Regions from separate parts of the Homo sapiens genome. Here regions 1, 3, 4, 5, 6 and 7 are each linked to region 2. The links are chromatin loops, found by intact Hi-C in ENCODE. Cell type or tissue: endothelial cell of umbilical vein. All regions are shown on one strand. Region 1 overlaps CORIN (corin, serine peptidase). Region 2 holds the start of CORIN (corin, serine peptidase). Region 3 overlaps CNGA1 (cyclic nucleotide gated channel subunit alpha 1). Region 4 overlaps TXK (TXK tyrosine kinase). Region 5 overlaps CORIN (corin, serine peptidase). Region 6 overlaps ATP10D (ATPase phospholipid transporting 10D (putative)). Region 7 overlaps CORIN (corin, serine peptidase).

The links. A loop is a pair of places that touch in the nucleus more often than their neighbours do. Peaks named below come from ENCODE experiments on the same cell type or tissue, not always from the same donor. Only the 100,000 strongest peaks of a DNase experiment are listed, where the experiment ranks them.
Region 1: it touches region 2 in a loop (11-fold over the local background); 60 of 110 quality-filtered maps call a loop at or near these places.
Region 3: it touches region 2 in a loop (2.8-fold over the local background); 10 of 110 quality-filtered maps call a loop at or near these places.
Region 4: it touches region 2 in a loop (7-fold over the local background); 7 of 110 quality-filtered maps call a loop at or near these places.
Region 5: it touches region 2 in a loop (7-fold over the local background); 66 of 110 quality-filtered maps call a loop at or near these places.
Region 6: it touches region 2 in a loop (2.3-fold over the local background); 2 of 110 quality-filtered maps call a loop at or near these places.
Region 7: it touches region 2 in a loop (10-fold over the local background); 26 of 110 quality-filtered maps call a loop at or near these places.

What each region holds. Positions count from the first base shown.
Region 1 is chr4:47,684,643-47,688,642 of GRCh38, forward strand. All of the region lies in intron 6 of CORIN (corin, serine peptidase), which reads right to left. Among named protein-coding and RNA genes, the nearest start is that of MIR8053, 34 kb to the left of the region's middle. In endothelial cell of umbilical vein, a CTCF peak has its summit at 1,831 (motif pointing right); a DNase peak (open chromatin) is centred at 1,829.
Region 2 is chr4:47,834,726-47,838,725 of GRCh38, forward strand. CORIN (corin, serine peptidase) reads right to left here and starts at 3,342. Exons shown (of 22, transcript NM_006587.4): 1 at 3,162-3,342. The coding sequence starts at 3,224. The region is part of intron 1 of LOC101927179 (a long non-coding RNA gene); the gene reads left to right. In endothelial cell of umbilical vein, a CTCF peak has its summit at 2,045 (motif pointing left); a DNase peak (open chromatin) is centred at 2,016; H3K4me3 peaks cover 1,305 bases; H3K27me3 peaks cover 183 bases.
Region 3 is chr4:47,932,105-47,936,104 of GRCh38, forward strand. CNGA1 (cyclic nucleotide gated channel subunit alpha 1) reads right to left here. Exons shown (of 11, transcript NM_001379270.1): 11 at 3,873-4,000. The region is part of intron 1 of LOC101927157 (a long non-coding RNA gene); the gene reads left to right. Among named protein-coding and RNA genes, the nearest start is that of NFXL1, 20 kb to the left of the region's middle. In endothelial cell of umbilical vein, a CTCF peak has its summit at 1,906 (motif pointing left); a DNase peak (open chromatin) is centred at 1,907; H3K27me3 peaks cover 295 bases.
Region 4 is chr4:48,085,493-48,089,492 of GRCh38, forward strand. It overlaps TXK (TXK tyrosine kinase), which reads right to left. Exons shown (of 15, transcript NM_003328.3): 10 at 974-1,145. Among named protein-coding and RNA genes, the nearest start is that of TXK, 47 kb to the right of the region's middle. In endothelial cell of umbilical vein, CTCF peaks have their summits at 1,844 (motif pointing left) and 2,051; a DNase peak (open chromatin) is centred at 1,809.
Region 5 is chr4:47,703,342-47,707,341 of GRCh38, forward strand. The region is part of intron 5 of CORIN (corin, serine peptidase); the gene reads right to left. It also overlaps the pseudogene RPL15P7. Among named protein-coding and RNA genes, the nearest start is that of MIR8053, 53 kb to the left of the region's middle. In endothelial cell of umbilical vein, a CTCF peak has its summit at 1,619; no DNase peak of the experiment used is centred here.
Region 6 is chr4:47,489,229-47,493,228 of GRCh38, forward strand. All of the region lies in intron 1 of ATP10D (ATPase phospholipid transporting 10D (putative)), which reads left to right. It also overlaps the pseudogene RPL21P52. Among named protein-coding and RNA genes, the nearest start is that of ATP10D, 6.0 kb to the left of the region's middle. In endothelial cell of umbilical vein, a CTCF peak has its summit at 1,503; a DNase peak (open chromatin) is centred at 1,623.
Region 7 is chr4:47,666,867-47,670,866 of GRCh38, forward strand. The region is part of intron 10 of CORIN (corin, serine peptidase); the gene reads right to left. Among named protein-coding and RNA genes, the nearest start is that of MIR8053, 16 kb to the left of the region's middle. In endothelial cell of umbilical vein, CTCF peaks have their summits at 2,150 (motif pointing right) and 2,350; a DNase peak (open chromatin) is centred at 2,165; H3K27me3 peaks cover 550 bases.

The DNA of each region.
Region 1 (4,000 bases), 150 kb before region 2:
TGTGTAAGGCAATTCAATGGAAAGAGAATGTTCTTTTCAACAAACGGTATTGGGACAATACTAGAATAATATTTGCAAATTATATGTATGATAAAGAAATTTGGATATCCAGAGTCTCTATAGAACTCTTACATTCAATAATCAGACGAAAAAGAATTCAATTATAAATGGTCAAAAGACTTGAATAGAAAGTCTTCATGAAAGACATAAAAACACATGAAAAGGTGCTCAACGTTATTAGTCATTAAGCAAAGGCAGCGGGAGGTGAGAGGGCAGGACAAAACAAAAGAAAAAAAAATAAGCTAAGGCAAATTAAAACCACAAGAAGATATAACTACACATCCCTTAAAATGGCTACAATGGAAAAGATGGATAATAGCAAGTATTGGCAAGGATTTTGAGAAAATGAATCTCATGGATCTCTGGTGAGACTAAAATAATAATGCCACCTTGGAAAACTGGCAGTTTCTTATGAAGGTAACTGCAACCTTACCATACAATTAATTTGTGAATTCCACTCTTAGGAATCTACCCAAGATAAATTAAACATATATCCACATGAAGATTTATATATAGATGTTCACAGCAGCATTATTCATAAGCCAAACACTGGAAAAAAATCCAACTACTCACTAACTGGAATGGACAAACAAAACGTAATACTCATGCAGTGAAATACTACTCGGTGATTAAAAGGATGAAACTACCAATATATGTGACAGTATGGATGAACCCCAAAAAGTTACGCTGTGTGAAAGAAATCAGATACAAAAATTACATATTATATGACTCGTTTATGGAATTCCCAGAAAAAACAAATTTATAGAAACAGAAATCTGAGAAGTAGTTACAGTAGCTGAGGGATTAGAATTGGTGACTGACTACAAATGTGTGGGAGATAAATTTTGGGGGAGATGCAAACATTCTAGAACTGTATTGTGCGGTTAGTCGCATAACTCTATAAGTTTACTAAAAATCAATAGATGAAATTTATAGGATGTAAATTATACCTCAATAAAGCTGTAAAAATGTTTAAAATCAATATATGTAAAGAAATCTGCATTTTACAGAAACTAGATTTCTTAAGTATATTTTTATTTCCCTTATTTAAAGTAAATTAAGTGCAAAACAGTTTGCTTAAGGCTGGAGAAGGAATACAGAAAATAGGCGGAATTTCAATAGGGTGGATGTAATGAAAAGTTTAGCATATTTCAAGCAGATGAAATAGCAAGAACAAAGGAAAGAGGCAAAAAAATAGGGCACGTTTGAAGATCAGTCTACTTGGCTGATGAAGGCCAGAAATCAAGCAGTCAGTGGTTCAATCTCCTGAATTCCAGCTGATTGTTTCTCCTCAAGCAGAAGCCTGTATCTCATACAAGTAGCAGCCACCACTTTACTGTAAACATCCCATACTAGATGACGATTCGTTATCCAAAGCCTTTGGCATTGATCAGTTAAAACATTAGGCTTGCCAAAATATGACACTTACATATACATGAATCATAAATTACTGTTTCAAAAAAGCACTCTTCTAAAAAAAAAACAACTTAAAGTTTTTAGAATCACATCATTTTAGGAATGGAATGGGCCTTAGAAATCACCTGTTCAGTGTCTTCATTAGGAAGGTGTGTATGTGCACAGACACACACACGCATATATACACGTAAGTCCATACTTATAAGCATACAGAACTTTGTAAGTACTTTTTATTTTTCACTTCCCCCAGCCTGAATAATTTTCAAATAAGGACAGCCACCATAAGGGAAAATATAAGAACTAAGAAGTCCTAGCGATCACCTTGACAACGGTATTTTATCCCACTCAGCAGAGGGCGCTATTTCCCCACCCTGCACCCCCACTGCTGAATGAGGCTACAACACATGTGACAGCTGAGTGGAAAGGTTATGACACTGGTTCTTCTGCCCACAGGGTAGATCTGGGGAATTCGTGCATCAAGATATATACACTACCTTGTGAAATTCTAAAAGATCTTTTTGATGTTTTTTTGTCTTAATCTAAATTACTCTTGTGGGAAGTTTTGAGTCAACATGCTAGAATCAGCAATAGCCCGGGAAATAAGGCTTCTCAACTTGACGATCAGTGCAAAGTATACGCATGCATTCGCCCAGAGGATGGGGGACAGTGTTTCAGCACAATTTAAACCCTAGGAGTTAATTTCTTTGTAAGCACTACACTCACTTTTTTTGACAGTAGGACTACTAGGGAATCAAATACCCCTTTCAGAATCTGATTAACCTAAGAACACACCAAAAATTTCCAAAAGTTTATTTGTCTTCTATGAGGCCCATTCTAGGACCCCTGGTAATTCATACTAAAACACTGCATTGGAGATATTTTAAAAATTGATGTCCTCATTTATTAAATTACTTTATAAATGGAGAGGATTCAGGCATTTTTTAAAAATCCTCATTGTTCTCCCAGGTGTGGATTCAACTTTCTACTATTATAACTTGCTTGGTTAGAAGCCATTTTTAGAAGTGAGATACAAAATGAGCTGCATTTGGAAAACAATCTGTTACTTCCCTAAGGTCTGTGTGATTAGTAAACACGCAAAACCTTAACCAGAGGCACTGCAAAGCCAGAAATACAAATGGCAAATGCAAATACAGTAGCAAATGGCAAAGATCACAGTGTCTCCTTTTACTGAAATAAATGTTTATTTGACCTGGAAAGAGATGTTGTCAGTGCAATTTGGGGCCAGCAAATCAAAATTTGAAAAAGCTGCTTGCTGTGATTTTCTTGCTCAATAACAAGCATAATTTTGCATGGCCTAAGGTAGATGTTTTTCTAGACACACCTTTTTTTTTCTTAAGGAGAGCTTGATACAAAATGTTTCTTCTGAAATTCTTGCATGTTAATATTGATTTCAGTTTGGCATCTCATACGCACACTATTAATTCTTGTCTCTCAAAATTATTGTTAAATTAGAGCAGAAAACTAACACACAGAAAGGCTTTTTCTCAAAGGCTTCTTTCAACTGTACAGTCTCTATGACTATAAACATGAATGTGTTGCCTCAACTCAAGATGCAAGTACGGATGCTCAGTTTCCACCCACAGAAGATTAAATATGGAAAGGACCAGAGGTTATTTCATCCAATCCTCTGATTCTGAAATGACCAGAGGAGTTAGACGGTCTGTCCACTGTTGCTCAGCTCATTTACAGCAGAACCATGAGAAGAACCAGGCTTCTTGACTCTCTGAGTTCTTTCTACTATTGGCTTCCAGCTCTAGAAAAGGGTTTCTCAACGGCAGTATCATTTGACATTTTGGACTGGGTAATTCTTTGTTGTTGGGGGCTGCCCTGTGCAGGGTAGTTTGTTTAGCAGCATCTCTGGCCTCTACCCACTAGATGCCAGTAGCACCTCCCTCCACTCTCACAGTTGTGACAATAAAAAAAAGTCTCCATGCATTGCAAAATGTCACCTAGAGAATTGAAAATCATGTTGCACAGTATACAAACATCACCTGAGTGCAAGGCCTAGCTTTAATCCCATCTTTTCCATCAGCTGTCTACGCAATCCAGCTTCTAGTAATCTTACTCTTTTTACTAGAAGGACTCCCTGCTGCTGCCTTTTTTTGTTTGCTTGTTTACCTCAATTTTTTTGACTTTGTGATATTGCTTGTGTTATACTGTTTTAAAATACCATATTTAGGCTGGGCACAGTGGTTCACGCCGGTAATCCTAGCACTTTGGGAAGCTGTGGCAGGCTGATCACTTTGAGCTCAGGAGTTTGAGACCAGCCTGGGCAACATGGCAAAACCTTGTTTCTACAAAAAATACAAAAATCAGGCCTGGCGTGGTGGCTCACGCCTGTAGTTCCAGTTACTCAGGAGGCTGAGCCTGGAGAATTGCTTGAGCTCGGGTAGTGGAGGCTGCAATGAGCTGAGATCACACCTCTGCACTCCAGCCTGGGTGACAGAGTGAGACTCCATCTCAAAAAAAAATTTTAAAAAACATATTTAATAGTTTCTATGTG
Region 2 (4,000 bases):
CCTATCACATTGTTTACATTAAATATATACAGGTTTTTGCTCGCCAATACTTCAATAAAGTAGTTTTTTAAAAAAAGGTTAGGGAACCTTCACCAGAATATACCACTATTACATAAAGTACTTCTAGTACGTATTCCACAGTCTGCAGTGTCCTTACCAGTGGTCAGTAGTACCATCTACATTTTCTGACCAAGGAAACTGAGGCCCAGCAAGATTATTTGACTTGCCCAGAGCCTTGCGGTTCTTAAGGGGCAGAGTCAGAGGTCTGACACCAAAGCTCCTACTCTTCCCACCAAGGCAGGTCATCTACAGCACCTTCTACTCTTAAGGGGTCTGCCATTTCCACCCTCTCTGAACAGACATAAAACAAACAAGTGTATTATGTCTGTGTGTGTCTTTATGTGAGTGTGTAGACTCTGAGGAACAGGTAAGTCTTGGAATCCCTTGAGTGTTTAGTGTGAACCTAGTATGTTTAGCCAGCCAGTATCAGGTCAGTACCCTTTAGCCAGCCAGCCTCATTTTCCATTTGGTCCAGCAAAATGGAATGCCAAGAATAGTGATGGGGCTAACAGGATGCATGAATCCATACTTGTTGAATAACTTATTAGGTAGAAGTAGCAGGTCAAACAAACCTTTCCCCCTCAGATACGCTCAGCAACAATTCAGTGTTGCGGCTCTCCTGCTCCTCAGAGAGCTCTTATTACCCCAGCAGTGGGGACACTCAGAAACCCTAAGACCACAAGTCTTTGTGTTGAAAGAGGCTACAAGTGCGGAAAAGAGGAAAAATAAGGAAAGGAGTACCTCATTAACAGTATGGAGATTTGAAAGTACAGGCTTTTGAAAGTGACTCTCTGAAGCTCCTGGGCCACTCAGCTTCTCCTCTAACTTCCTGTCTGCCCCCAACAGTGGGGGAGGTCAACAGAGGGGCTGGCCAGTCAATAGAACTAGCAACTGCTGAAATCCACATGAAGCTATGGTGGAGAATGTGACCCTTCCAAAAGGAAACCACAGCTGGTTGTGGAATGCAAGATGCGGAAGCACTGATGCCTGCCTTCTATGCTGTTGCTATTGTGATTTCTGCAGCATTATGAGGAAGGTTTCTGATGGAATGAATTTTGCATCTTTTAAGAAAGTGTCTCTGTACCTGGATATGTGCTTGATAAGGTTAATAGAGCAATTCTTGGTGTGTCTTTTTAACCCACAGGAAGGTTAACAGAGGCTTTCATCGTTGGTCCTGTAAGCCTACCCTGAAAGGAACTTTCTGGAAAGAGTCCCCTCCCCCTTAAAAAATGCCTTATAGAATCTTGGGGTTTTGAGGTTGATGTGTTTCCACACCCAAATAACCCCAAAATAGTTCATCCTATTGAAATTCTTGGTGTCCTGGAAAGCATTCTATGGAAAACCTGCCTGGTCAGCCAAGCCCACACGTGAGTCTATGCAGACATCTCCTCTAACCTCGCAAGCCCCAGGAACCTCCTCTAACCTCTCAAGTCCCAGGATCTGAGGACCAATTTTTAGCACAATCTCACACAACAAACCTATTGGGCACCTAATAATAGAAACAAGCTAATGAATGTTTTGACTGTGACAAAAAAAAATGGTTTAATAACTTTTTATAAATGCATTGTTTCTTCTCATTGTCTCAGGGTTATGCCAAAATTAATTTCAAAACTATCTGCTTAAATGTGTCCTTGGACAATAATCACCAGTAAGTCCTGACTTCACCCCCTTTCTGGTAGCGGTCTGACGTTCCTTTGCAGAGTTTCGCTTCCATCGATAAGTTACTTTAAATAAAAAGTTAAAATAAAAACTAGAAGCCACAATTGTGCCTATGTCAGTCATCGAAGTCTTGTACAGGAGTCCGTCTTCGCAGCGCATCGTTCTCAGAAGTTTCCCGCGGGAGGAAAGCTCCACTTTATGAATTACTCGAACAGCTTCCCTGGGAATGCCCAGCCCCGAAGCTTCCCTGCTGAATTCAAAGTCAGAGCTCCCAGGGCTCGGTCCCAGGAACCGGGAGCCGTGCAAAAAGCGCGTACACTGCCATCCACTGGCCCCGAGCAGGTAGTAGCAGGAGTGAGGCGCCTGCCACGGGAGCTCAGGAACTGGGTCCCAGTAAGATCCGACAAGACACCACCTCCCTTCCGCCCGCACAGCCTGCCCTCTCTGCCTGCAGCTAGCGTCACCGGTCGGTCCCCGATTCGGAGCAGCTGGGACCCTCGCGGTAGCAAGCGGATTCCGGGGCCCTAATGACACCGAAGGAGAGGGGCAGCCGCAAATTAGACCTTCTTCCTGGGGGCTCAGGCCAGTAGGGACTGTCCGTGGTGCCCTTCCCTTTCTTTCTCCTCCTGAACGAGAGCCAACGCTGCCCCTTCCCAGGACTGGATCTGAGCCAACCAAATCCTACAGCGCAGAGCCTGCGCCCCCGGCGGCCAGCCCTCCTGTGCCTAGGCAGGTTCACGCCGGAGAAAGTTTGCACGCAGGGACCTACAAGTTCCCAGCACTCTGCAAGAGGGCCAGTTCTGGGATGCCAGCACTTAGGACGGGCGAGTGATCCCCAGGCACCAACTGGGGGCCGGGGAACCAAGCGCGAGCCCGGGCTGTGGAGGGACCGACACCCAGGCGCTCGCAGCTGGGGAAGGGGGCTTACGTCTGGGGCAGGCAAGACTGCTGCACAGTCCCTCCAGCCACCCGGCGCCCGAGACGCCGGCGCAGACAGGAAGCTGTAGATCCCCGAGGGGCTGGCTCCGACAGCTCCACCTGCAGCCTCCCCTGCCGCCAGTGTGCAGCCAAGTCCACTAGATGCTTGGAGGGCACCGTGCGGAGGAGGGACTCTGCAGGAAAGGTGGCATCACCCCCGGCATGGAGACCGGGGTCTCCGGATCGAGCCGACTCGAACACTGAAGGAAACCCTGCCCATGACCCTGGGAGGGTCTCGGACGCCGGGCGACCGGGGTGGTGGTCGGGACCAGGGCCGTGCGCCTGGGAACTGGGTGCAGGGCGCTGAGCGCGGAACTGTCAGAGCGGGAGCTCACCGGCGGCTGGGGAAGGAGGTGGCATCGGGCGGAGGAGAGGACGGGGGCGGGAGGGGCTGACCCTGAATTCACCGGGACTAAGAGGCCATCACACCTGGCTGCGGTAGGACAGCGAATCATCGATCTTACCGGCTTTGGGGACCCGGCTCTGCGGCAGCGCTCTTCCGGAGCGAGGGCAGGAGACTGTTTCATGGATAAAAAGTCTCGCTTATTCTTCTGTCCACTTTTATCTTGGTCGCTTTTCTCTCCTCTACGTGTCCCCCGGGGAGGCACTACGGATGATTTTCTCCAAGCTCAAGAGAGACAAACTGAACTTTAAGCGCCAGGGGCCCCATATTTTGTCTGCTCTACAGATCCCACCCGCGGGCCACACCCTCCCTTCACTCCCGTCTCTGGGTCCCACCCATAATAACCCGTAATGACAGATCCTCCGTGTCCCCACCTCTTTGCATTCAAAGAAGTTATTCTTCAGGGGCATATGGAAAGTCAGTTTCTGCTGGTCTCCCTCAAAAACTTACACTCCACGAGGGCAGCAGAAAAGGACAGGACGATTAAGTTTAAGTTGTGGAAGACTGGTTGGGAGCAAAAGAGTTACTTTTCTCCAAATTTGCCATATCACATCGAAAGCATTTTCTTTTAACCAGAGTGTAGCCAATCAAAATTAACTGCAGGCGCTGGCAATTAAAGAACAAGTTTATCTCAAAAAAGGTTTAACGTTTGGAGGCCATTATTTGCATCAGGCATATGGAAACTTGCGTTCTGTTAGGTATGCTGAAGAAACTGCTTTTGCCAGACTGCCTGAGTCTTTGCTGAGGCTGCAGGGACAAGGGAGAACCCCACCCTGACTGCTTCCAAAACCCTAGTTCCTGATTTCCTGCAGAGGGCACCTACAGGCTGAACCTAAAAGGCGAACAAATTCCTGCCTGTCATTCAAAAGCAGCTACCTTTTCTAAGGCAGCGTCAAGGAG
Region 3 (4,000 bases), 97 kb after region 2:
CAGATCGCTTGAGCTCAGGAGTTAAGTAAGACCAGCCTGGGCAACATGGTGAAACCCCAACTCTACAAAAAATACAAAAATTAACCCAGCGTGGTGGCAGATGCCTGTAATCCCAGCTACTTGGGAGGCTGAGGCAGGAGAATTGCTTGAACCTGGGAGGCAGAGGTTGCAGTGAGCTGAGATCATGCCACTGCACTCCAGCCTGGGTGACAGAGCATGACTCCCTCTCAAAAAAAAAAAAATGTAGCTAGGCCTGGTGGCACATGCCTGTCTGTAGGCCCAGCTACTCAGGAGGCTGAGGCAGGAGGATCGTTTTAACCCAGGAGGCAGAGGTTGCAATGAGCCAAGATTGTAGCCGCTACACTACAGCCTGGGAGAGGGGAGTAAACCCTAACTAAAAAAAAAAAAAAAATCTGGGTGCAGTGGCTCACCCCTGTAATCCCAGCACATTGGGAGGATGAGGTGGGCGGACCACGAGGTCAGGCGATTGAGACCAGCCTGGCCAACGTGGTGAAACTCCATCTCCACTAAAAATACAAAAATTAGCCAGGTGTGGTGGCACGTGTGTGTAGGTCCAAGTAGGTCCAAGTAGGTCCAAGTTGGTCCAAGTTCTTGTCTCATGACCAGGAAGAATTAGGCACATGGACACTGGAGAGTGAGTGGAGTAGAATTTATTAAGCGAAAGGAAAGCTCTCAGCAAAGCGGGGACGTGGGGTAGTGGGGGTGGTTCCCCTACCCAAAGGTGGGAAAAAGTCCCCCAGTATGGCTGAGCTTGGGGCCTTTTATGGGCTCAGAATAGGAAGTGCATGCTGATTGGTTTGTGAGTATGCAAAAAAGATTAAAGTGAAGACATCACTCAAAGGTGGGCACAACAGTGTAGAAAACCAACAGAAAAGGGTAGGTATATGTAAAGTAGGTGAAGGGTGGGGATCAATCAGAGGAAAGCATGCCAAACGGAAAGACAAGTTCTCAATCTGGTCTGAGAATTTAACTTGTAGCTTGGCTTTCAGGCTTTAAACTGTCTTCAGCTTGGAGGTGGTGTTTCACCAGGGACCTGCCCCTATCTGCCTAGGCATGTGGCTGCCTCCTGCCTCCCTCAGTGAGACTCAGTTTAAAAAAAAAAGATTCCCACTCTCACTCAGTTTCTAATACTCTACATTCTCAACAACCTTACTATTGCCTGGCCATGATTTTTGTATTTGTAAAATGAGTAGGGATGGACTAGATGATCTCTGAGGCCTTTCTACATTCTCCTTTCCCTTTCCTTGAATTCCCCACTTTCTTTCTTCTTCACCTAGAGATAAACTAGTTTAGGGGATATCAAACTATTTCTTTTGAGTCTACACACCTGTTGATTCATATTTTGTATTCTGAACAGTCTATAAACCTGGGCATCCAATAACACAGTTTCAGTTAACACGAGGAAGAACATTACCTAAATTTACAGTGTCCTAAGTAGGTTTATTTCCAATACTGTTAAATCAGTAGTTTTAAGACTTTTTAAAGCAATGGACTTTTTAAAAATAAAAATGTAAACTTAATTTTAATATAAACACCGTTTGCTCCATTTTGTCCCCTTTTGTTTATCTCTAGTACATGTCTTAAACATCAGTAAGCTTTTTGTAATGTAATTATTATTATTCCCTTGGTGAACTTCCTGAAATTAAGAAATATTCAAATGCTTCAATGTGTCTTATTACTTTATCAATTAAATTTAAATTTTAAATTTTATTTGATTATGTTTTCAGTTCAAACTAGTATATAGTTTGTATACTAAAATCTTCTGGAAATATTTGTGTCAGAGAAATATTACTCTTTATTGCCAAAGAGCACTGATTACACCGCTTGTAATCTCTAAACAGCTTCGGGCTTTCAAGGTTATAATTGTAGACCTACATTGCCACCTAATGGTAGGAAGCTTAATCACACCATATTTTAAGTTGGAAACGGGTTTTTTTTTTAATGTATGCAAAATGTTAAAGCAGTCTCTTCCTATGAGAACTCTATATTATAATAGAGTTGGCAGAAGAACAGGGTAAACACGCACCAGACTTATTGGCAAGACTAGAGATTGAATTTCTATTCCCTCACTGATCTACCATCTCTGAGTCCCAGCTCCTCTCAGACACAGGTATTAAGGATCTTCAGATTTCATCCTACCCACCTCCCCACCCTCACTCCTGTCCTTATGCCAAACCTGTTCTAGTCCTCATATGTTAAGATGCTAGTTCTGGATGACCAATTGGCGTCTAGAATCAACTTGGAATATGGCTGGTGTCTGGGTTGCTAAAAGATGAGTTCCTGCTTTAGCATCCACATGTACCCAAGTCAACACTCTTATCATGAATTTCCCTAAAGCCATATGTTTCCTGTCTTTAAAAAAACTCCCTGATGAAGCTGGAATCCAATTATGAACCTCTGCATTGCACCCCAGGTGCCTGTAAACTAAAGCCCACAGTGCAATTTCAGCACATCAGATTCCTCTCTACATGGAGGAGTCACGAAAAAAAGAATAGTTGGCTAAATTCGCCTTACCCCAAGACTTTGAGCCAAGAATCAGCCACCTGTCCAATGTAAGCATCAGCAAGACTATAGAGCTTGGGCCAGGGGTCACCAAATCAGAATCCTTGGCTATATCTCTAGCCCAGATGAGAGTCAAAGTATTCACCCTAGTCCTGGATGCTGTAATTAGGGGTGCTTCTTCTTGGGAGCCAGCTCTAAGCCAGGTATGTAACCCTCATTCTCCCTATCTTACCATATCTACCTGGTATGGGTAGCCAGTAAGCCTCTTTACACTGTCTTAGAGGTTTTTATAACAGGCAAGAAATGGCACAGAGAAAAAGAACAAAACGCAGATGAAGAAGTAATAACAAGAACAAGAAGAAAAAGAAAGGAAAAGGAGAACTTGTGTCAGAGAGAAATACGTTATGGTATTATATACAACGCACCCACTCCAGGACTAGACATTTCTGTAGTGAAGATATTGAAGGAACAGCCAAGATGAATGGAAACACAGGACTTCAAAGACATAATGTATAGTTCAATGGATATTCTACTGGTACAATAGAATAAAATATGCCATCAGCATACCCCAAGCAAGGTCTGTTTAAGTATCTGAAATGTCAAATTAACAAGAAGCCATTTTTAATCATGTCATTATAGATAGGGATAGAAATCTTCTAGTGATCTGTGTTAAGAAAGATTTTTTGAGCCACATCTGGGTTCAGCAGAAGATGGCTGATTGATTACCAATGTTTTCCACATCCACACACTTGCCAGATAGTTTCCTTTTCTTTTCTAGGACCATCCTCTCATTAACTCCTTCCTGGTTCTCTACATGCATGCTTCTCAAGCTTCAACGTGAATATGAAACACTTGCTAAGATGCAGATTCTGATGCAGTAGGTAGGGGTAGAGCCCAGGATTCTGCATTTCTGAGAAGCTCCCAGGTGATGCTCATGCTGGTCTCCAGAAATTTCAAGTCGCCTTTTTTAACATTATGACAATTTCCCTTGTTAATCGTCCAGAAATATTATTACTTTATCCCTTTTTCTTACTGCTGGCCAGGCAGAGAAGTAAAAAAATAGCCACTGCTGTCAGGTCTTAGTAATCAGAAAAAAATTAAAATTTAATATAAAAGATTCCTAAAACATTTTATGATTTTCAATGTAATATATCTCTATATCTATGTGTGTATATATATATATATTCATAAAGTCTGATTTATCATGCTTTATTGGTAAAAAGTTTCTCTCAACCACTCTTTCTCAGTCCTAGACTACAAAAATAATTGATTTTCCTTAAAATGACCCTGAAGTTCTGCAAGATCCTAAACTGCCTGCTAAATTATCAAATAACTCATTTTCACTACAGTTGCATAATTAATTTTACTTTATTGCAGTCTAATTTTTAAAAATGTTATCCCAAATATGATGTACATGGTAATTCTCAGTTACTTCAAATACGCTTCACTCAACAATGGAAATGGCATGAAAGTGAGG
Region 4 (4,000 bases), 250 kb after region 2:
AAATACTAGGTAGAAGCGGGCAGTTCCCCAGCAAAATCCCCACCTTCAAGCCTGGAAACCTGCTGCCCTAAATGGGAACAGGCATTTTTATTTTTGTGCCCAGATGCTGCCCTTTCCAAGACTGCTCTAGCCTGCCACACCCCTGTACTGTGCCCATATAAACCCCAAGCTCCATTGGCAGGTGACAGAGCAGTGCAGCAGAGAAGAAGAGAAGAGGAGGAGTGTCTAAACATTGAGAGGAGTTCTGCTGGGGGCAGTCAGAGACGAGATCGGCTGCAGGATGGTCAAACTCCCAGGGAAGATCATCTTCCCACTCCATCCCATTTCCAGCTCCCCATGCATCCCGCTGAGAGCCATCTCCATCACTCAATAAAATCTCTGCATTCACCATCCTTCAAGTCCGTGTGACCTGATTCTTCCTGGATGCCATACAAGGACCCAGGTATCAAGAGGGCAGGATGCAAAAGGCTGTCACCCTGACTTTCCACTGAGGTGGTTAACACTTAGCCATCTGCAGACAGAAAAGCTAAAAGAGCATTGTAACACCTCTAGACACTGTCGTGGGGCCAGAGCCCAAAAGCACTCACCCTGGCTCACCTGCATGCTCCTCCTCCCGTAAGGGATTTGAGCACACAGCGGCTGAGTAAATGAGCCACCCTCTTCACAAGGCATTCTGCAAAGGTGTCAAGGGAATTCTCCTGTCTCATCACTTACATAAATTCTCTTATTTAATTCACACATTGATCCAGTGAGGTAGGTACTTTCATCCCATTTTATAGATGAAGACATTGAGGCTTGGAAAGGTGAAATAATTCACCCAGGTCACACAGTGGTCAAATAATGTGCCTGGGTTACACAATGAGCTTGAGCAAAGTTGTGACACAAATCCAGGTGTGGCTGCCTCCAAAGCTCATGTTGTTTCCATGACACCAGGGCATGGTATGATATTTATCAGGGTGTTGTTTATACGTACATCATCACTTTGGCCTCTTCAATGAAATCCTCTTCAGACATGGAGCCTTCATTGATGGCCTTGATAGCTACCTGGATATGTGACCGCCATTCACCTAAATGGACCACTCCAAACTGACCGCTTCCAATCTCCTTTATAAAAGCCAACTCAGATGGATCTATCTCCCACTTTTCTGAAAAAGTAAAACATCCATGTTACAAGTAGAAAGAAAGACTGTTAAAATATTAGGGCTGGAAAATGTTTAGGAAGTATCTATTATTTGACAGAGAGGTTAAAAAATGTATAAAGTGGAGAGGATATGAAGCCATTTTAATACTCTCACTGTGGCTTAAACGTAATTCAAGGACTCAAGTTTCAAAACACAAACTTTATTTATTTGGTGATGTTTGTATAACAAATTAAGGATAACAAAATGCACTCTCTGCTCCCAAAGACAACAGCGAACACACTTCTGTGCCTTTCTAAACTAAACCTACCAAAACTAGACCTGGGACCCAAAATATTTATGTTCCCAGTCTGGTTTTTTTTTCCTGGTGAGTAAACTTGTAAGGCAAATAAAACTGTGATTTCAGTTCTTCCTGTTGGTCTTCTCACTCCATTCCTAAAGGGCTTTTCTCCCTTGATACTTTTTCTTCTTAGGGAAAAGTCCAATGAAATCATCTAATAAACAAATTCAGTGTTAGAAATCTAACCCACATATATCTAAGAGTATAGCTGAAGTGAAATTTTTACTGTATATTTCTCATTTTATAGAAGCAAATCAGGAAAAAATAAACTGTTTTTAAAATAACCCTCTTGAAAACTGTACCAAACTTAATGGTTTAGTGTCTCCTTTTAATACAGCAATACCACCATCTGCTGGAACTTTTGAATAATGCATTTAAAAGAATTGTAAAATCTGATAGTCCCTTCTACCAGCTATGCAAAGTATTCCCCCTCCCTATAGAAGGTATGTTTTATTTTATTATTATTATTATTTTTTTTTTTGGAGGAAGGGTCTCACTCTCTCACCCAGGCTGGAGTGCAGTGGCACGATCTCAGCTGACTACAAGCTCCACCTCTTAGGTTCAAGTGATTTTCCTGCCTCAGCCTCCCAAGTAGCTGGGATTACAGGCACGCCATCACGCCTTGATAATTTTTTGTATTTTCAGTAGAGACAAGGTTTCACCATGTTGCCTAGCCTGGTCTCAAACTCCTGAGCTCAGGCGATCTGCCCACCTCAGTCTCCCAAAGTGCTGGGATTATAGGCATGAGCCACCACACCCGGCCTCATAGGTATGTTTTAAAAGTAACATGGGAGGATATATTCATGGCCTTGGAATTGGCATAAATTTATTCAACAGAATATAACCACAAAGAAAAATATTGATAAATTATACTTCATAAAACTTCTGTTCATCAAAAATACCCCCATTAAGAAAGTAAAAAGTTAAGCCACAGAAGATATTTCTAAAATATACAACCAACATAGAATTCTTATTCTGAATATAAATAAATCAACTAGAGAAGACATATACCCTAACTTTTTTAAGGGTAAAAAATGTGAATGGAGTATTCTCTTATGAAGAGAATATCCAAATGGCCACTAAGCCAAATTGATAAAAATAATTAGTCATCAGGGAAATGTAAATTTAGACCATAATGAGATACTACGACACACCAGATTGGCTAACATGTAAAAAAAAACCTAGAATAAAATATTGGCAAGGGCAAAGGTATGGAGCCGCTAGAACTTACATATTGTTGATGGGAGTGTAATTTGGTATAAGCTCTTTAGAAAACTGACTGTATCTACTACATCTAAACATATGCATAGCCTATGACCCAGCAGGTGTACACTTAAGCACATATCCAACATATGCTGGAATGTAAATGTGCACTTAACTTCATCAAAACACACACAAAAATGTTCTTAACAATATTATTTGTAAGAGCCAAAAATTGGTAACAACCCGAATGGCCATCTACAAGAAGCATGGCTAAATCAGTTGTGGTATGTCATGCAGTGTAGCACTGCACCACAGTGAAAATAAACCAACCCCACCCAGGACCATGGATGAAACTCACAGATGTAATGAGGTGAGGAGGAAGCCAGACACAAAAAACTGCAGCGTCCGATTCTGTTTATATAACGTAATCAAACCAGGCAAAACAAATCAATCTATAGACTTATGAGTTGTACACTATTCTATTTGTTTTTAAATTTTTTAAGTTTATTTTTAAGAAATTAAAAAGAATCATGTTTAACTTAAGTAAATTGTTAATGGTAGAACTTTGTATTATATATACTATCTGTGGGCCAGAGGAATAATACAGGCACCAATAATAGCCAGAAATCTTGCTTCCATCCCACTTAACTTAATGAGATCCTGAGTCCCAGTTACTTTTTTCCCAATATATTGTGTTATTAATTTTTTCAGTACATTCTGAATCCCACTATTGAGAGAAGTTTAAAGGAATAAAATGTCACCAAATTAGAAAATAGGATTCCCTGGCACTTACGTATTCTCACAGATTTACAAATACCACATTTGCTAGAAAGTGGTTCAAATTGAACTTTGTGCATGTTCTATTAGAAACAAAAAAAAAGATGAAGACGATACTTTCAGCAGCTCTTTTTAGTAGCTTCTCTTGGAGAGGAATCATTTCCCAGGCACCCTTGAAACCAAAGAACAACAACCCAAACATCCAAATAAAAAGAATTGTAATTTATCAAAAGGGTGAAGATTAAGGCTCCTGGTAATGTAACAGTGAAATCTGAAGTCAAACGGAAGCATTTCTCCCCAAAGTTTAAATTGTCCTTATGAGATGCACATATTTAAACATCTCAGAAGGGTGATGTAAACTTTGAGAAGAAATGTTTCTAGATAGACATTTCGGAAGTGCTGAGAGTTCAAAGAATCAATAGGGAACTAGATTCTTTTTTTTTTTTCCTTTTTTTTTGAGACAGAGTCTCACTCTGCTGCCCAGGCTGGAGTGCAGTGGCATGACCTCAGCTCACTGTAACCTCTGCCTCCTGGGTTCAAG
Region 5 (4,000 bases), 130 kb before region 2:
AATAATCAGATAACTTCCATTCTGAACACTACCATAATTAAGAGAAAAAAGTTAATGGTGAGGAAATGAGTTCATAAACACCCTGATATCCACACTAATACTGAATCTACAGACCAGAAAAGAAACTATTCACAATCATGACCTGAGATAGGAAAATAAAGGTAATCTTGTAGAAAAGCAGAGATTGGTATTTAAACTTACACTATCTGCGCTGCTTTGGCGAATTACTTAACTTTTCTGAGCTTCAGTTTCCTTACCTGAATCCCACCTACTTTGGGATCGTCTCTGAGTATATTAATCAGTAATGGACATAAAGTGCCGAGCACCAAATCAGGTAAGGCCCAGTATGTTCTGTTTACTAAGGCTGGGAAGTGTACAACTCACCTCTGAAAGATGGCCATCTCAAACTATTGAAAAACGCCTTTTGCTTAAAGGGTTAACCTGCAGTTAAGCTGAGGTCCTAACCCCCAAACTTATGGATATAGCATATCTACTTAGACTTGGAAGGTAGGGGCACCTGGGTTCTTTGAAACAACCCAGATAACTGGAGGAGAAAGTGGTCTCAAGTGATCAACACACACAGGCATTAATACAACAACATCTAGGAACAGAATTATTTAATACGAACTTCTCTTTGGCTCATAAACAGAAAAGGAAGTCAATTGCTTCAGGAAAGTTGATTTTCACTGTTTAATCGTTTGTGTCCTGTTAAATGATTTACACGCTGGTGGAACACAGAGGTCTCTGGATTCTTTCTCCCAGGCTCCTCCGCTTTTCTACTACCGCATGCCTTTCACAGCACACTACATAAAATCTCTCTCAGTATCCCTAGTTACCAGGATTGCATATAACAAAGCCACACAGACTAAACCTAACAGGGGAAAAAAAAATTAACCTTGCGTAAAACTAAATACAAGCACAATTTAATTAACTCGCATTCCAGAGTCATAGCTCCCAATTTGCTAAGTCTAGAGGATTGGTTACACAACATCCAAGCACTCAGCAGGGAGGGGAGAAAAACTGCTAAAATGTTTCCAGAATCTTCACAGGACTCACATGTTCTTTTATACTGGTAAACAGGAATGATGGCCCCTGTGAACAATCTATAGCCATCCAATCAAGGAGACAGAACGAGCCAGGGCAATAAGGGGTAAGAGGTTCAAAGAGGTTGAAGTTTCAGGAGAGACTACAGGGGAAGAAATGTACAGAAAATATCTGGCCTTAAGATTAGCCCTGAGTCAAGCAGAGAATGGTCTACTTTATCCATAAAGAGGGAACGCATTGAGCAGATAACGGGAAGTCAAAAACTGTGCTCCTATTCCTATGAACTCTCATTGCTGCAATTTGAGCAGATACAGAGTCTCCTCTAAAAACACGCTATCGATCAACTGAATATGCTTAACCCCGAGAGGTTTCATAACATGAAGATATGTCAGTGGTGGAGGGTGTGGGAGGAGGGGCTGAACTCAGAATACAGGTGATACTTCTGAGAGAAGGTTCATTTTTTTCCACTTGACAAAAGGGTAGGACACGTGCAGTTCCCAAGCCATATCACACGATGGCAGCCATACTCAGCACGTAGTCGCTGTGAGGCACACACAGGGAAGAATTCAGCCTGATCCCCTCAACTGGTGAGAGGCATGGCGACCCAGTGGATTTCAGCTAAGAGATATCTTTTCTGAAGGGCATACTTGGCTTGTGATTGCGACTGAGTAAATCTGAAATAATGAAATCCCACTTCTACCAATGATTACTTAAGGTAAGTGAAAGCCCTTCACAGTTTATGCCTACTCCTACTGTTTGCACACATTTCTACTGCTTTTTTTCCCCCTGACTGGTTTATCAGAGCTCCTTGTGTTGCAATTATTTTCTCCCAGTGTTTCCTGTATTTGTCTTTTAAATCTATAGCTTCTTCAGCTACATGAAAGTTTTGCAAACGTGAAGTCTAACATGTCAGTCTTTATGGTTTACGTCTTCATAAACCATGCTTATATTTGTGATAGAACAAAAACTCTGTGAGGGCAGTGAATTTTACCTGTTTGGTTTCTTGCTGTGGCTGAAGGACCCAGAAGAGTGACAAGTGTAGAGCATGAACTAAATAAACTTTGCATTCACCTAGAGCCTTTCTAAAGCAGATGGAAAATACTACTGCCAAAATTAAGAGATACATTCTGGCCACAATACACCAAAAACAGGCCACAAGATAGAGAAACTAGGTCAGATTTCCTAATAGTCAAAACTGATTTCGACGTGGCCATAGGGGGAGGAGACAGATTGATCAATCGGTTGATTTTTGTTAAAATAATCAAGCTTCCCAAAAGCCATAGTCAAAATGAAAAATACGTAGCCTGACCTCTCAAAATGCTTTCCAGATTCAAATTTCAGCAAAAGGGAAAGAAATTTATTAACTGCTTTGAAGCCAGTACCTTTCTTAACACCTACCACAAGAGGGAGACCACATCATAAATTCAAGCACACGGCCCGTAAAATATTTGTGAAGTGCCCCCCGTGTGTAACAGTATTTGAAAACCATCCTATTTCATGTGTTTTCAGTATTTATTTTAAAACAAAATCATAGCTCTTTTAAAAATCATTTTGCATTTTACATGCCAACACAAAAATATGAATCCTCATAAACCAATAACTATGTTATTTGTGCATTTATTTTAGAATTTGCTTTTTACATTCTTATAATAAACAATAACTTCAGAAATTCAGTTTTTACTCAGCCAGTTTTGTTTCAAATGGCTTTTTATACATTTTTACTACTAATTTGTACATAATGTGATTTCTGTGGATGCTGAATGGATTTTTCAGCAGGTGATCTCATTACAAGATAATCTCATTACAAATCCCTGTTAGAATTTCTCACCGTGGTATCCAGATTGAAATGAAATTCTTCACAGCTGTAGAAAAGTTCTTCCGAAATTTGTTGGTATCATAAGCTCTAAACTGCTCTACTCTATGGACTTTCAAGAAAACTACCAACTTTTGCCTTTCCGTCTGGCGGCAGCCATCAGGTAAGCCAAGATGGGTGCATACAAGTATATCCAGGAGCTATGGAGAAAGAAGCAGTCTGATGTCACGCGCTTTCTTCTGAGGGTCCGCTGCTGGCAGTACCGCCAGCTCTCTGCTCTTCACAGGGCTCCCCGCCCCACCCGGCCTGATAAAGCGCGCCAACTGGGCTACAAGGCCAAGCAAGGTTACGTTATACATAGGATTTGTGTTAGCCGTGGTGGCCGAAAACGCCCAGTTCCTAAGGGTGCAACTTACGGCAAGCCTGTCCATCATGGTGTTAACCAGCTAAAATTTTGCTCGAAGCCTTCAGTCCGTTGCGGAGGAGCGAGCTGGACGCCACTGTGGGGCTCTGGGAGTCCTGAATTCTTACTGGGTTGGTGAAGATTCCACATACAAATTTTTTGAGGTTATCCTCATTGATCCATTCCATAAAGCTATCAGAAGAAATCCTGACACCCCATGGATCACCAAACCAGTCCACAAGCACAGGGAGATGCGTGGGCTGACATCTGCAGGCCGAAAGAGCCGTGGCCTTGGAAAGGGCCATAAGTTCCACCACACTATTTGTGGTTCTCGCCGGGCAGCTTGGAGAAGGCGCAATACTCTCCAGCTCCACCGTTACCGCTAATACAAGTAAAGTTTGTAAAATTCATACCTAATAAACAATTTAGGACAGTCATGTCTGCTTACAGGTGTTATTTGTCTGTTAAAACTAGTCTGCAGATGTTTCTTGAATGCTTTGTCAAATTAAGAAAGTTAAAGTGCAATAATGTTTGAAGACAATAAGTGGTGGTGTATCTTGTTTCTAATAAGATAAACTTTTTTATCTTTGCTTTATCTTATTAGGGAGTTGTATGTTAGTGTATAAAACATACTGCGTGGTATAATAGGCTTAATAAATTCTTAAAAGAAGAGAAAAAAAAGAAAACTACCAACTTTTCTCAGCAACTATCCTATGAAAATTTTGTGACAGTCATTTCAA
Region 6 (4,000 bases), 350 kb before region 2:
CATTTTCACACATCACATTAACAAACGTGGACAACAAATCAAAATGTATCATTTTGTTGGGAAAATTATTCAGTAATATGAGAAAATATTCATGATATGGAAAAATGTTTATGGTATGAGAAGTGGATAAAAGCAAGTTACAAAATGATATCCTAGTTTTGAAAAAAAAATCAACCTATGCACAGAACCCAATTTATTGGTGGGGAATAAACCAAAGATTAATAGTATTTATATTTGGGTGGTAGGATTATAGTTGATTTGTATTTTTCTCATGGTGTTAATATATAGTTCTAAAGTTTCTGCAGTGACTTATATTTTAGTTATCAGAGAAAACAAGTCACTATCCTAATGAAGCAATTAGTCCTAGTATAAAGAGCACATATATGATATTATATATCCCCTCTTTCACAAAGTCCCCCATCTCCCTTATTGTGTGTACTTTTATGTTAGGTATCATTATTTCTGAATTATTTCTCTGATGAGAACATTTGGATTATAAGGGAAATCACAAAACAAAGCTATTCTGCTCACATTCACTGTTTCGCCTCCACCTATTTTCTAAAATAATAAGCATTGTTGAACAGATTTGAGCTTTACTTCCCTTTAATTTCCTGTTGATTTCATTTGCCAGGGCCTACGGCTGATAGGTTTTAATTAAATACTCCTTAATTTCTTTTTCTAAAGTCTGCTTATTCAGCTTAAGGCCTTTTTGAATGAGGAAGATGGGTACTACTACATTCCTCTTAGTAAAACTTACAAGGTTTTAACTCTTTAGGTAGGCTAGGTAATACAAATCATAATTTTCTTGGTTATGAGAAGGAAAGTGAAAATCAATTTTGACCTGTCTCAAAATGTTGTGAAATCTTTTTCTTTGATTTATAGGATTCATAACTACTTAGCCTGTGTTTTTAAACTTTCATTTCCCCTTAATTAGACTATAATAATATAGTTAGAAGGTTTTAGTTAACATTTTAAATTATAACATCTCTTCTTCTTTACTAAATTCTTTCCTAGAGAGATGTCCTCAGATATTTTCTTCACAAATATTCTATTTATCTGTGATGTCCTTTAGCTAGAAATCAACATTTCTGCCTTGCCAAGGTCGAAAAATAATTGCCTGAATCTGAAGCATTATTATACTTTTAAGATCCCTAAGCCAAGGACTAAGAAAAAAGTGAAATGCTTTCAATGGGATATGGAAACTCTGAAAGGTAATTTTTACTTTGAGTCCCAGACTGGCTTTCTGCTCCCAGATTGTCTTACTTCATTTGAATCAGGCTAGTGCATGAGAAGAAGTATGGTGGTCCCAAATGCCTAATTTGTCACATCTTCTTTGCCTGCTTGATTTGGGTCATGGTCAGGATGGATGGGTTGATGATAGGAATATGTGGATATGTAGTATTAGGATGTAGGATTGGTAACGGGCAGAGGACAGGAGTGGAGCCAGCACGGGTGGTATAGGGCAAGTGAAGAACACGAGAGTGTGGCTCATGCCAGATTGTTGTGTTGCCCTTGTCAGCCAGTAGGATTGCTGTTGTCACAGATGTGTGCTCAGAGATGCCTTAGGAAGTCTCTAATGATCCTACTCCTTGTTAGGTAATTGGCAAACTGTCTTGTGAAGCACATTATTCAGGTTTTCCAGATGAGTCGTCCTTCCTTTTCTCCCTTTCAATGTATTGTTCACACTTCTTGCAAATACATCTTTTTTTTTTTCAGTCAGAAGTCTTTTATTTTATTTATTTTGTTAACACCTCTGATGCCATGTGTTCATAGGGAAGAGGTTCCAGCAGCTCAGGTTCCTTCCCATTGGCTCTCACAAAGTGTGCTTCTCTGGGTGGAGCAGGCTGGTGCTTCAGTTGAACCCAGGTACTTTTCTCTTTGGCTTTTTTCTTTTTCTGATCATTTTCCTTCATGCGTTTCAGGAAGGTATCTCGCCTATTAGAGTGCTTAATGTGCTCAATATGCACATTAATTCTCTTGGCAAGAATCTTGCCCTTAACTTGTTTACAACAATGCCAACAGCACGCTGGGGAACTTTGTAGACTCTTCCAGTTTTGCCATGGTAACACTGGTGGGGCATTCCTTTTTGAACAGTACCCATTCCCTTGAAATCTCCAATATCACGTCTCTTATAGATTCACAGGTATGTGGCCAAAGGAACAACTCCATGTTTTCTAAAAGGCCTAGAGAACATGTATGGGGTGCCGCTCCTCTTTCCCTTTGTGTTTGTCATTTTGGCGAATTACTGGAAGATGGTGGTTCTGGCCAAAAGGAAGTGCAAATAAATCTTATAAATGTCTGTATCATATCACAGTCTTCTCAGATATCTTTGGCAATTTCCCATATTCTTCATCTTAGCAAGTCAGGGCTTCAGTTTGGTCCCAACCTAGATTTTCATTTAATTTCGCATCACTTCTTAATTTGTACTTGAAACTGCTGCCATATTGAACTACTCATTGTTACTTAAATAAACAGTCTCCACCCTCCTTGCCTCCTTGCCTTTTCTAAAATCTATAAATCTCTTCTGTCAGGATTCTAAACCAGGCTCACTTATAATACCTTCTTTTCTGGGAAGCCTTTCCTCTTCTTCCTTTCTATCCTCTGACCTCGTACCATGCTTTCTCATAAGACTTTCTGGTTTCCCTAAATTCATATACTGCATGATTATCCTAATTTTATCTTTTTTATTGAACTAAATACTTGACCTGTTCTGGGGCTAGTTTATTCATTCCCAAAGCACTCAGCACCGTGCCTAGGACAAGGTAAAATAAATGTACCTTAGAAAATAAACTCCTAGAAGGCAGATAATTTTGTCCGTTTTGTTCCCTGGTTTATTTCCAGTATCGATAACAATGCCTGGCATATAGTAGGAGTGCCAAAAATATTAGTTGAAAGATTGAAATTACTGAGCACCTTCAGTGTGTTAGGCACAGTGCATTGTTTAATAAATCTCTTTACAAAATTGTGTGAGGTGGTGATATTATTTCCATTTTACAGATTTGGAAACTGATGCTCAGAAAGGCTAAAAGCTTGTGGTAAAGGGACAACTGTGAATCTGTTTGTCAAACTTGTGTTCATTCTGCTAATTGCTATTAGCAATTTGTTGCAGTTTTGAAAATAGCTAATTATATTATCAGTACTTATTCAAATTAAATGTAGTGTGATGTGTAGGTACCATTGAGTAAATTATTGGGATCGGGTATTTATCATGAATCTATTTTATAATTCCAATGAAGACCAACTTGTTTTTCATACCATTTGTAGTTTTGATCTGCCTCTTATTTGTGTTTATATACTATTCTTAGTAATACTTATAGGCCTCAGGTACAGTTTAAATATATGTGTTGAGACAGTTTAAGTAATTGACATGTGTAATCCATGCTTTTATTGCGTTAAGTCATGTGCTGAAGTAATTTTTAGCCACTGTGAAATAATGCTTCTCTATGTAATAATTATATTAATATTAATTCATCCACTAGCTTCCAAAAGAAAATCTTTAATACATTTTCGAAATTAATTAAATCTTTCATCTATCAGACTGAATTTTCCTTTTTATAGTTTAAACAAAATAACTAATGTTACCACCTATCTATCTTCATCACATATCCAGTAATATGCTATATTCTTTAAAGAAAATAACAGAATATAATTCAGAATTTTAGTCTCTAATGTGCTTATTTGCCTCATCTGTATAGCTTGAGCTAATAATCTGTGGGAGACCTTTAGAAAACCTTTGATGTAGTCTATTGATATAATCTTTTGATCTTACAATTTTTCAGGGGCTAAATTCTTTCCATTTCAGCTACAAATAACTCTACTTTCCTATTCATTATTCTTTTTATCTCTTACCATTAATCTTTCTTTTAAGCATGTTATTTTCCTTTGCTTTTTAAAAACTTCTGTAGTTACCCAAACAGAAAATAATTGCCCTATTTCTTGTATATAAGAAAAGTAGTTTCACTGATTATTTAAACAATAATATATACATCATTGGTATGGG
Region 7 (4,000 bases), 170 kb before region 2:
GTAGCAGCTTGAACATACTAAGACAGACATATTGAACAAAATGCTAGAGTCCAAAGGGAAAAGGTAGTGCAAGAGTGAACTGGGAAGCCCTCTGATATGGTCTGGCTGTGTCCCACCCAAATCTCATCTTGAATTGTAGCTCCCATAATCCCCACTTGTTGTGGGAGGGAGCCAGTGGGAGATCACTGATAATGGGGCAGTTTTCCCCATACTGTTCTCATGGTAGTGAATAAGTCTCACAAAATCTGATGATTTTATAAGGGGTTTCACCTTTCACTTGGCTCTCATTCTTCTCTTGTCTGCCACCATGTGAGACGTGCCTTTTACCTTCCACCATGATTGTGAGGCCTCCCCAGTCATGTGGAACTGTAAGTCCATTAAACCTCTTTCTTTTGTAAATTGCCCAGTCTCAGGTATGTCTTTATCAGCAGCGTGAAAACAGACTAACACTCCTTCCAATGATAAATGTGGTTTGGGCAGCTTTGGGGGAATACAGCAGAGAGGCTCCCAGCTCCCTCTCTCTGTTTGCAGTAGATATGCCACATTCCCTGTGTGGAGAGGCAGGCAAGCAAGTGTCCTGGTAAAATTCGCCCAGGCAGACCAAAGACTCCATGCCTTATTGAGAGTGATTATTCAAATTAAATTTAATTATTTGACTAAGAAGTGGTATCCATGCAAATAGATTTGCAATAAGGACTGGGCTGAAATATTAAAACATCTCCAGGACTACTTCTTAATTGAAAGAATCCGAGGATATCACAGATATTATATTTATAAGGAGGCTGATGTTGGCCTGATTAAAAAAAAATGATGCATGAAGTGCAATATGACTCTCAGTTTGCTGAAGAAGACACAACACTGAAAGGCTGGCATAATCTTGAGGATGAGTCAGAGTGGAGAGAAGACTAGACGGAAGAGGTTTGGGGTTGGTCGGTTCAGTTTATCCTTTCCTGTGATTTGTGAAGGAGGGGTTGGACATTATGGACTAAATGTTTGTGTTCCCCCAAAATTCATATGTTGAAATCCTAACCTCCAATGTGGTGGTATTAGGAGGTGGAGGCTTTGGGAGGTGATTGAGTTATAAGGGTACAGCCCCCAAGAATGGGATTAGTGCCCTTATAAAAGGGACCACACAGATCTCTCTCGCTCTCTTTTCACAGTGTGAGAATACAGTGAAAAGTCAGCCATCTGCAGCCCAGAGAGGGTCCTCACCAGAACCTGACCATGATGGCAACCTCATCTCAGATTTCCAGCTTCCAGAACTGTGAGAAATAAATGTATGTTGTTTATAAGCAATAATGATTTGTTATAGCAGTCTGAACTAAGACAAGAAGTAACATTTAAATATTTTGTTACAAGATTTAAAAATGCATGTTTTTCATAACAATAAAAACACTACAAAGATGCAGAAAGAAAAAGTTCAACATCTCTCCACTCCCCTTTCTGTTACCTTCCCTGCAAGCCAACAGAAGGCTTTGAATGCTTCCATGCCTTTCCCCGCTCACATTTATCCATACATGCCTTTGCACACTTAGACAGGGATTTCTGTTTGCTTTTGCCAAAGCAGAAGCATACCATTCCTATCACCCTTCAATTTGCTTTTGTTGCTTATTTGTCATGACCATCTTACAAGTCAGCACATGCAGCTCTAACTCTATGCTTTTTTCCTGATATCTTTAATATACTTAAAATTTTACACAATTGGTTCACTTACAGATATTTCTGATGCAGTCCTTTCTTTCCTTGTGCATACCCTCCGTTTCTTTCTTTCTACCACCCCATCAAGGTTCAACTTTTTATTGATGTATTTCACTGAAGATGATTAACAGAACATATCGCATGAATAATTTTTCTCTTTTTTACATGTGGAGAATGTATCACTTTTGATTTGGGTTAAGACATAACTTTTAAGTGTTTAGGAGCCAAGGAAAAGGAAAGGATTAAGTAATGATCATATATTATTCTGTAGATCTTTATTGAATTCGGTAAGGTTTATTGGATCTTGAGTTTTATTCCTTTAAAGGCATTCTTCACAGAATGCTAAGCAAGATAAACTCTCAAAATACCTGTCAACCCCAAATTCTATGATTTATGATATCAATAAGCTTTTTTATCTTAAGCATTAGGCTCATGTGTGATCCTGATTTAAAAATCGCCACTAGAGGGAGATCGCATCACAAACGTGAGGATATTTTAGGGCTGCAGAACTGTGCTTCCGATATAAGTTTGATGTAGTACCCAGTACAGTGTCCCGAACACAGATGAGGTTTAATAAAGATCTGTCAAAGAAAAAAATCCTGATGGAATCTCAATGGTATTCCACCTTTCAAAGTCTGTAACAAGATTCGTTCAATTCAACCTAAAGATGGGATCGTTAACTCAATGGTGTTATATCGTTATGATGTGATACTCTGAAGTTACTAGAAATCATGTATTAAGCGATGGTCATTTACATGAAAAATGTGACTTTTCTACATCTAGCTGCGTATATAATAATATTCAAAAATTCATCTTTGCCTCAAACTCTAAATCCCTCTTTAACATTATTATTTTTAATAGTTTGATATTATTTTAAGGTGAACATCCTTATAACTACCTCCCAGGTCAAGAAACTGAACTCAGGCAGACACCGCAGAAACCTTCCATATATCTTGTCTTATCTCAACTGTCTCACTTCCTTGCTCTTCTATATATATATATATATGCTTTTTTTTTTTTTTGTGACAGAGTCTCGCTCTGTCACCCAGGCTGGAGTGCAGTGGCACGATCTGGGCTCACTGCAAGCTCTGCCTCCTGGGTTCGCACCATTCTCCTGCCTCAGCTTCCCGAGTAGCTGGGACTACAGGTGCCCACCACCACGTCCAGCTAATTTTTTTGTATTTTTAGTAGAGATGGGGTTTCACCATGTTAGCCAGGATGGTCTCAATTTCCTGACCTTGTGATCTGCCCGCCTCGGCCTCCCAAAGTGCTGGGATTACAGGCGTGAGCCACCGCACCCGGCTTCTTTATAATTTTATTACCTAAGTGTGTACCACCCCTGGATATTGTAATTTAGGCTTGCCCATTTTTTGAAACTTGTCCTGTCTTTTAAGTCTCTCGTAGTCTTTGGGTTCCTCCTCCATTCTTTTGTTTTTCTTTATAATTTAACTATAGAAGAACCCAGACATTTGACTTGTAGGGTATACCAGCTTTTGAATCTTGCTTATCGCACACTCCTGGTGAAGTTAAACACGTTCCCCATTCTTTCTATTTCTGAACCTCGGCAGCTGAATCAACAAGAGTGGGCTGGGCTTCATTCCATTCACAAGACTAGAAGTGGCTAAGCTGTTCTTTCACCAGAAGCCACATCATTCTGATTTCCCTCTTTTTGTGATGTTAGCAGCTGTAGATGCTCCATGTCTTCATTCATTAATTCAACGTGTTACCAAATGGTAATATTGTATTCAATCTTTTTTTCACTTATTAGAAAATGCACATGGAAATGCTTTTGTAAATACATCATTCCTCTCTTCTACTATTTGCTCCTAAGGACAGAAGTCTGTAACCATTATAGTGATTGGCTTCTCTACCACATGACTACACCGTTTACTCCTACCAACTGAAGCTTGCAAAGAGAGAGTAGGAAATTGCTAGACCCTTAGGGAATTATTCAAAAAGCAAACCTGTTCATTTCTTCCTTGGTGTTGAATAAGAGGGGAAAATGCACGAGTAAGCGTAAAACTAAAGGTTGACGAACACTGTGGGAGGCTTGAGAGAGGGCCTGGGACATGACAGCCATGCCTGGATTTCACAGCCATGGTCAGCATGGGCACAGGGAGGCAGGAGAGACATGCCCAGGAGTCGCTTTTGCAGGTTCTCCCCATTGTCTGGATTGCATACCACAAGGGAGAAGTGATGGATTAGTCCCTCCACACCGGAATGAGGAGAATAGCATTCCTGCTCCTACCCTCAAAGGCAAGGACACATCTGTATTTTGCCTCCCAACATGGCACAGAAATGT